2 separate regions of the Mus musculus genome follow, and region 1 is linked to region 2. The links are chromatin loops, found by intact Hi-C in ENCODE. Cell type or tissue: heart. All regions are shown on one strand. Region 1 overlaps Myh10 (myosin, heavy polypeptide 10, non-muscle). Region 2 overlaps Ccdc42 (coiled-coil domain containing 42).

Region 1 (4,000 bases), 130 kb after region 2:
GTTCAAGGCCAGCCTGGGTAAATTACTGAGACACTGTTGGGGATATAGCTAAGGGGTAGGCAGGCTTCCTGCTTCGCATGTACAGGCCCTAGGTTCAGTCTGTAGTACTTCTAGATAAATATGAAACCAATAAGAGTAAAGGAAAGATGGACACATCACATTATAGAATCTTACTTCTAGTTTAAATGCAAATAAAGAGATGAGAAAAGTTTTAGAATGTGTTGAATTGTGTGGTGGTTGACATTAAAAGCTTTTACGTTTGGATCAAAATGAGTTATAGATTTGTTGAGTCCTTCATTTGAACCCTGACTTTGGACGATGATTTATGGAAGCCTTTTTTTTTTTTAATAGAGTGTCTTGTGAGGTGAGAATTCAAAGAGTACCCCTTTAACTGAGTCTGGGAGCCCTTGTTTCAGCTGACACTGTTGCCTCTCTATGCCTGGATTGCTATAGAGAAGGAAAGTTCCCAGGAGAACTGTTGAATAGGCTGGGGATAGGCTCTCCTATACATGATTCTAATTTCCTTTAAAAGGAGAAAATATTGCAGTCTTCTGAGCATAGTGTGCATACCAGGAAAGAGTGTAGAACCTGTTGTTATTTAATGTATTGAGATCAGTTTAAAGCGATATGAATACAGATGCACTATTAGTTTGGACTTATCAGCAGACAGAAGCACAGTGGAGAGTTCGTCAGACAGTTGAGGCTCACACCATCCTATAACCCCCTGTGTGACCCTTGCTAGGTTGTACTGGAGCTGCTGACAGATGTGTGAGTTGCCTGGGCTGCTCAGGTGTGTACCAGAGGGATGTGTCCTAATTAGCATCCCTACCCATATATGTGAGGATGCAGGCTGTGTGCCTGCAAAGTTGGTGGGTGACATGAGTCTGGTAGAAGTACATCTGAGAAAAGTCATTGAAATTTTAAATCTTCCCAGGCAGAAAGGAGAGTTGGCTCTACTATACCAGCTTACAAAAATAGATGCTATATGTCTTGTGAATGGTTTCCAAGTCAGCTTGACAAATACAGAAGAGGAAGATATGAGGAATATGTGGTCTGCGAGCATATGATAGTGTTATCGTGACTAATGCTAGAAAGGACAACTCATTGAAAATTGCTATTAGCCATAATAATTTGTGTTTTAAATTATAATATGTATTTGTATTTATCCTATTATACTGAGGCACAAAGAAATTAAATAACTTGACCAAGAACATGTAGGTTGATAGTGTTATCGTTACTAATGTAGAAAGGACAACTCATTGAAAATTGCTATTAGCCATAATAATTTGTGTTTTAAATTATAATATGTATTTGTATTTATTCCTATTATACTGAGGCACAAAGAAATTAAATAACTTGACCAAGAACATGTAGGTTGTTAAAAGTGTGAGATAGAATTAAAAACCTGACATATTTTCTGTGTTTTGGTTTTGAAATCGGGTCTCTTTGTAGCCCAGGGTGACCTGAAACTCACAATCTTCCTGTTCCATCCCCTGGATGCCTATCATGGGCTTGAGCGTCCACACGTGGTGGCTGGCTACTGGAAACATTCTTACCCACACCACGTGGGATGCTTATATACTGCAGGACACAGGGGAGAGGGCCAGTAACACTCACACCAGGCTATCAGGTTAGGCCCATATACCATGTGGACAGAGAGCCTCAGAGGGGACCATGTGGATAATTCAGAACATAGGGTACCTCTCAACTTTTATGTTATAATCAGTCCCCCATTTAGTCTGTCAAGATCTTTTAAAATTCTGGATTCTTCCATCAGTTAAATATCCTAGTTTTATGTCTTGTATAACTATTCTGGGCACATGTTTTGCAACATCAGATTTACTGACAGAAATGGTAAAAGGTTTTGTTTTTAAGAAATATAAGGGCCAGAGAAGTGGCTTAGTGGTTAAGAATGCTGACTGCTCTTTCAAAGAAACCAAGTTCAAATCCCAGCACCCACATGGTGGCTGACAATTCTGGGGCATCTGATGCCCTCTTCTGGCCTCCATGGGCACTGCATGCACATGGTGCCCCACATACACACAGGCAAAACATTTATCTATACATATAAAATAAAAATAAATAAATCTAAAAAACAACAACAAAAACAAACCTTGTTTGTTTTTTTTTTTTCCTTAGGTTTGGAGTCTAAGGGACACCATGTTAGTAAAATGCAGAGTGTCCTTAGCACATACTAGTTGCTCAATAAATATTTGTTGAATGAATGGGCAGAAGCAAAGCTCTTGGTTGTGAATTCAATTGTAAAAAAGTCACGTTTAGTAGAAGCTTGGGGCAGCAGTATTGGCACAGCCAGAGACTAAAGCAGTTTTTCTGAAGACTAGATGCAAATAAGAAAGACGCAAGGGAACTTGTGAGCGAGAGGTGGAGACATGGAGTCTTCTTCAGGTTCTATGATAGAAATGATAATTTGGAAAAATATACCTGAGCTAAAGAAAAGACTTAGACCTGCCAGACAGGATATTGAACGGGGAGGTGTTATATACCTCGTCTTACATAGTGTGACAGACAGGCCAAGGTCAGAGGATCTTCATGGACAGGAATCATTACTATTAGACCTCATTTGTAGTGCTGAGACTCAGAAACCAAAGGCCGAAGCACCGAGGGCTCCCTGTGTATATAATCCTCTGAGGTCAGTCGGCCCACCTTCTGTACCGGCTCTCTGTCATCTGGCTCCCCTTCCCTTGTTCCTGACGCCGTCTCCTTTGGCCAGCGCTGCTGCGGAGCTCCTGATCCAGCTGCACAGTGGCCTCAGAGGCTCCTTTTTGGTGTACATAACGATTTAAGTGCATGCTGCTTTCTTGGAGTCTTAGAATGAAACCCAAATGTCTCGTTCTGCTGGGTAGCTTAGTTGTATTTGAATCTGTGTTGGCTGTCCCCTCTCCTTCCTTCCTTCCCTGGCAGGCTAATGGAGCCCAGGTTGTCCTTGCACTCAGTGTAGCCAGGGATGGCTTTGAACTCCTTATCTTCCTGCTTCCCTTTTCATTTTGCTTCAGGTAACTCCCAGTCTCTGATGAGCCAGCTTACCCAGATGTTCTGCTCAGTGTGCCTTGATTTTTCTTCCAGGATTTAATTGGTTCTTGGACATTTTCCTTGAAAATATCATTTGAGCCCACTCATTGAAGATACCCTACAATTGAAACCCCGTGTTCTAGAAGATGGGAGTTTTGTCCTTAACTTCTCTTATATCTCTACTAAACTTTTTCTTCTGTACCCTGGGAAAGCTATGTCCTTCCCCCTCCCCTCAAAGCTCTCTTCTTGGTTCCCCTCATTCTTCAAGCTTTGTTGTGACCCTATGATAGGAGACACAGAGTTTTACATGACCTCCTCCCACCATGAAAAGGCTTCATCTAACTTGTGCCACCAATTTCTGAGGTGACATTGCAGACATTTTCATCTTATTGAATCACCAGGTTTTCATTCTATTCTATTACAATGCCCTTCTAGGAAGACTAAAATCTATGCTTGCTTCCTGTGGGTCCCTGTGTAGCTGTCCCTCAGTGTGGTTCATGCTCTCTCCTAGCATCGGTCTTCTCATACCTGCCTTTGTTACACCTGTTTGCCAGACTTCTCCTGCTGAATGAATTGGGCTGTCTGTACCTCTTGGCATTCTTACTTGGGCTGCTGGTTCTCTGGGAGTCATGTTCATACAAGTGAACAGACTGACCTTGCTGGAAATTCATGACTGAAGTGACTCTGCCCTTAGGACAACGTGCCAGCTCTACCTGGAGAGAGATGATTGACAGTCTCTGTCATGACAGTTTGGGGGCCCTGTGTGCTTTAGACCTCTGGCTCCTTACGTGTCCTTCAGCTTCCCGTATACCAAGTGATTTCTCATTTCTGAGAAACTAGAAGTCACCAGTAAGCTGATTGTCCCCACTAGATGTACAAGCCATCTCCTGTTGTGCCTGTTGCCATCCAAGGCTAGTCCTGCCATCCCTTCATCTCTCCTGAATCACTACCTGCTGCCTTGCTTTCAACA
Region 2 (4,000 bases):
CCAGTGCTCCTAATTGCCTTACCCCATGACCCAACTCCACCCTGACTCTGGGCCCCCATCACTCAATCGCCCCCAAAAAGCCCTCGTAGATCTCTCTCTTCTCACACAGCTCCTTTCATTAAGGTGAGAGTGGAGACCTCTTTTCCTTCCCATGGGCATCCATCTCTGAGGTGCTCCCTACCCGATCCTGCTCCTGCCTCTCAGAGGGTCCTGTTCCCTTTTCGTTGTTCTCGGGCAGGAAGTTCCCAAATGTTGAGGAGCAGTCAGACTCCCCATCTATCCAGCTCCTGGAGAAGAAGAAAGAGGCCAAGATCATGCAGGAGGCCATGGAACATAAGAAGGAGGTGAGGTGGGGAGTTGGGGGTGATAAGGGTAGGGGTTCAGGGTAGGGAATGGATTGGCTGAGGCTCGAGGTTAATGGATGGTGGGCCCTCGCTTTGGGGGTAGGGTGGCTACAACTGGTTCTGGACTCTTTCCTCCACAAAGAACAGAAAGGGTCTGAGTCTTGGGGGAACTAGGGTCATGGGATACTATACTAGGATCTCTGTACAGGATAGAGAGTGCAAACTACAAGTCCTTCTGTAACTACGTTTCATTTGAAGAGTTGGGGATTTAACTCCTAGCGACTTCTTTTCCACTGAGCTACATCATCAGCGTTCCAAGAGCCCCCCAGGCTAAAGGATAAAAAAACACTTTGGGCAAATGATGTTAGACTCTTTCTGAGAGCCCATGTCAGGTGGCTGGCTCTCTGACTTTCACCTTCTCACATGCCCTACAGGCATTCCAACGGAGAATGGAAACGCTGAACTTGCGCTGGGAAGAACTAGGTATTAAGGAAGAGCAGCTGAAGGCCCATATCCAGAAGTTCGAGCAATTCATCCAGGTATGAAGTGGGGTGACCTGCAGAAGGCAGAGACTTTACACTGCACTGGGCCAGGTGGTTCTTCCCCTCTACTTGACTTTGTGGGCTCCCCACGCTCCCGACCTCCGGGATTAAAGGTGTCTTCCCTGGTCCAGGAGTGCCTGATCTTTCCCAGGCATCTTCTATATTCTATCTACCTCTATCTGAGATGTCCCGTTTACCTGCCAGTCTCTTCTCTCTACTTGACCCTTTCCTGTTTCCTTGCCAGTACCCAGGTGGCTGGGTGGACGAGTGGATCTGATGGATACAGAAGTGAGTCAGGGGCTTGGTCACTCCCTCACTGTATCCCTCCCTCTTTGTCCTTGCATTGAAAGCAAGGGACAGATGAAGGCAGGAAACCATTGCAATGAAGGACCATGAAACAAAAAGACTAGTAAGAGACTCAAGAATCTTGACCTTGGGTTAGGGAGTTAAGCAATGCCCCCTTTCTTCCTTCTAAGATCTCAGTGATCTGGAGGAACCAATGAGTACAAATGGGTAGTGATAAGCAGGAGCAAGAATGTGTGCGAAAGTGTGCTAAAGCAGCCACACTGGAAGATTTGTACAGCGCGGATGATGGCTTCCATGCTTACATAGATGTCGCCTCTCCCCTAGTTCTTCCCCACCTATAGGGAAGCTGGAGCTGAACTCTATTCCATTAACTTGAAGGGTTCTGACAAAGGGCCCAGTGGTGTGGCGCCTCCAGCCCTGGGACCCACCTCAGAATTCTCCACCACCTTCTCCAGGTACTTGTTCTCCAGGTACACTCTAACGCCTCCCAGAGACACTAGGGACACACGCAACTAAGGCACACTTGCATCCAACTGGTTGGAAGGAGTGGCTGAGGACTCAAGTGAGGGTCCCCTGGTCCTTCCCCACCCCTTACAATGAGGGAGCACCAACAGTCAGCCAGCCCAGCTGTGATGGATCTTCTGTGGCTGGGCCCTAGAGATGACAGCAGTTTGGCTCAGAGGATGGCCCTCTTCATCAGTACTTAGAGGAATGATTTGAGCTGGCAAGATGGCTCCGTAGGTGAAAGCACTTACCGCCAATGCTGAGAGCCTGAGCTAGACCCCCTGGGACGTACTTGCATGTTAGAAAAAAAAGAGAATTGACTCCCCCCGAGTTTTCCTCTGATCTCTGGGCGTGCACTGAAGCATGTTCACAGGCATACACGTGCATACACAAAAATAAATAACAATGTAAACAAAACAAAAGCCTCACTCAGACTTGTTGGCCAGCAATGCTCCAGGACCAGCAGTAGAGAAGTCCTGAGGAGTTGGGAGCTGTTGCAAGGAGGGCTCACTGCTGCCCTCTCCTGGAGGAACCCTACTTGTAAGGTCCCTCATTCTATGCACAACTGGGCAGAGCAGGGATGTCAGTGTTCTGAGATACAGTCCTCCTGGACCAGAGCAAAGTTGATGGAGTATTGAAGAGGACAGGAAGTCTGAGAGTGAAGGACTCTCCAAATGACTTCCAGGAAGTCAGAAGCTGTGGAATCTCATGGTACTCTTCACAAATACAGACGCTGGTAACTTCTTCCTTCTTCTGCCTCTAGCAGGTCTCAGGTTGAGACCAGACACCTATAGGTGTTTAAAAACTTTCTAGGTGATTCATATATGACTGATTTGGGATTCCCCGGGCCTCTCTGGTGCTTTGGAGCAGGGCACATATCTGGTGCGTCTCTCCATCCCCCCTAAATGTCCCCACTATCCTTGTTCATCCATGAGGAATCATGGGGGCCCATGACAGGAGAAAAGAGACACCTGGTGACACCTGGTCAAGTGCAAGGGGTTGACTTGCACTGGTCCTGATGCTGCAGAAAGAAGAGGCAGGGTCAGTAGCTGAGCCTCATCCCTCCTGCGTGCAGAATTCAGTTACCACTGTCATCTCCTCTAGCCCTGGTCGATGCCAGTCTGGACTGTCAGAAGCATTTAACATATGGTTCCATTACTACTGTCATGGACTTTGTAGGAAGAGAGGGCTACCACCTTTCAGCGAACAGCTGGAGAAACAGAGGTACTATGTACCAAATCAGGAGACCATGTGGAATTCCCAGTCCCGGCTGAGCCATCTGCCCTGTGACAAATGGCCACCACTAAAATCAGAAAGCGCAAAAGCTCTGCCAAAGGCTTCCTGCTTCCACTCAGTCTTTGTTGGCTTTCTTGGATGCAAGCTTGATCTTCCTCCACCTCCCTCTTTCTGTGTGTTCTCTTCCCATCCCCGCCCCCCTATGAAGCCCAGAGACAAACTCCCACAGAAGCAGAATTTCCTGCTTGTCCTTCCTAAGGCCACCTCTTGACCTTGAGCTGAATTACTGAACTCACAGCCTCCTCAGGCCACAGAAGCCCCTCAGCTTTACTAAGTCCCTTCACTTAACGAAAACCTCACCAAGTCCTTTTCTTTCACACCCCGTTTCCAACATGGGCAACCCAGCAAGCTCTGCCTGCCCTCTGGTGATCTGAGCTCAGCAGACAGAAGGGGCAAAGGGTATCTATCACCAGCCCCAGGTAGGCCAGGGTCTCGGGAGGAAAGGGCGAACAGCTTGCCTGATTTACACGCCTTCCTCATCCCAGGAGAACGACCAGAAACGGATCCGAGCCCTAAAAAAAGCCAACAAGGAGCGTGAACTGAAGCGACTGCGCCTGCGGGAGCTGGCCAAGGCCAAGCAGGAGATGATGGCGCTGAGGCTGGAACACCAGAAGCTGAGTGTCAAGCTGCAAGACTACGCCATCTTCAACAAGTACCTGGAGAAGGTGGTGGAGAACTCTGAGGTGGGTCCCAGGGCTGGAGGCACCACACCACAGGGCCCTTTGTCAGAACCCTTCAAGTTAATGGAATAGAGTTCAGCTCCAGCTGGCTAGGGTTTAGGGGCCCTTGGAATAGTTATCCTGATCTGGGGAGGGGCAGTGGCCCTGGGAGATGGATGGCCAAGCCCCCTCCAACCACCCCACCTACTATGAGATTGGGTGGGGCTCTCAAAGCAGGAGGCTGTGCACATCCATACCTCTATATGTGGGTTGTGTGTTTACATCTGTGTTTGTGTATGTCTGAGAGAGAGAGAGAGAGAGAGAGAGAGAGAGAGAGAGAGAGAGAGAG

Evidence for each region. Hi-C counts contacts between places; a loop is a spot of excess contacts. Peaks named below come from ENCODE experiments on the same cell type or tissue, not always from the same donor. Only the 100,000 strongest peaks of a DNase experiment are listed, where the experiment ranks them.
Region 1: it touches region 2 in a loop (2.6-fold over the local background); 18 of 42 quality-filtered maps call a loop at or near these places.

The regions. Positions count from the first base shown.
Region 1 is chr11:68,722,320-68,726,319 of GRCm38, forward strand. The region is part of intron 3 of Myh10 (myosin, heavy polypeptide 10, non-muscle); the gene reads left to right. Among named protein-coding and RNA genes, the nearest start is that of Myh10, 32 kb to the left of the region's middle. In heart, a CTCF peak has its summit at 2,006 (motif pointing left); no DNase peak of the experiment used is centred here.
Region 2 is chr11:68,587,399-68,591,398 of GRCm38, forward strand. Ccdc42 (coiled-coil domain containing 42) reads left to right here. Exons shown (of 7, transcript NM_177779.3): 2 at 239-344; 3 at 779-883; 4 at 3,478-3,675. Among named protein-coding and RNA genes, the nearest start is that of Ccdc42, 2.4 kb to the left of the region's middle. In heart, a CTCF peak has its summit at 2,217 (motif pointing left); a DNase peak (open chromatin) is centred at 2,203; H3K27ac peaks cover 2,325 bases.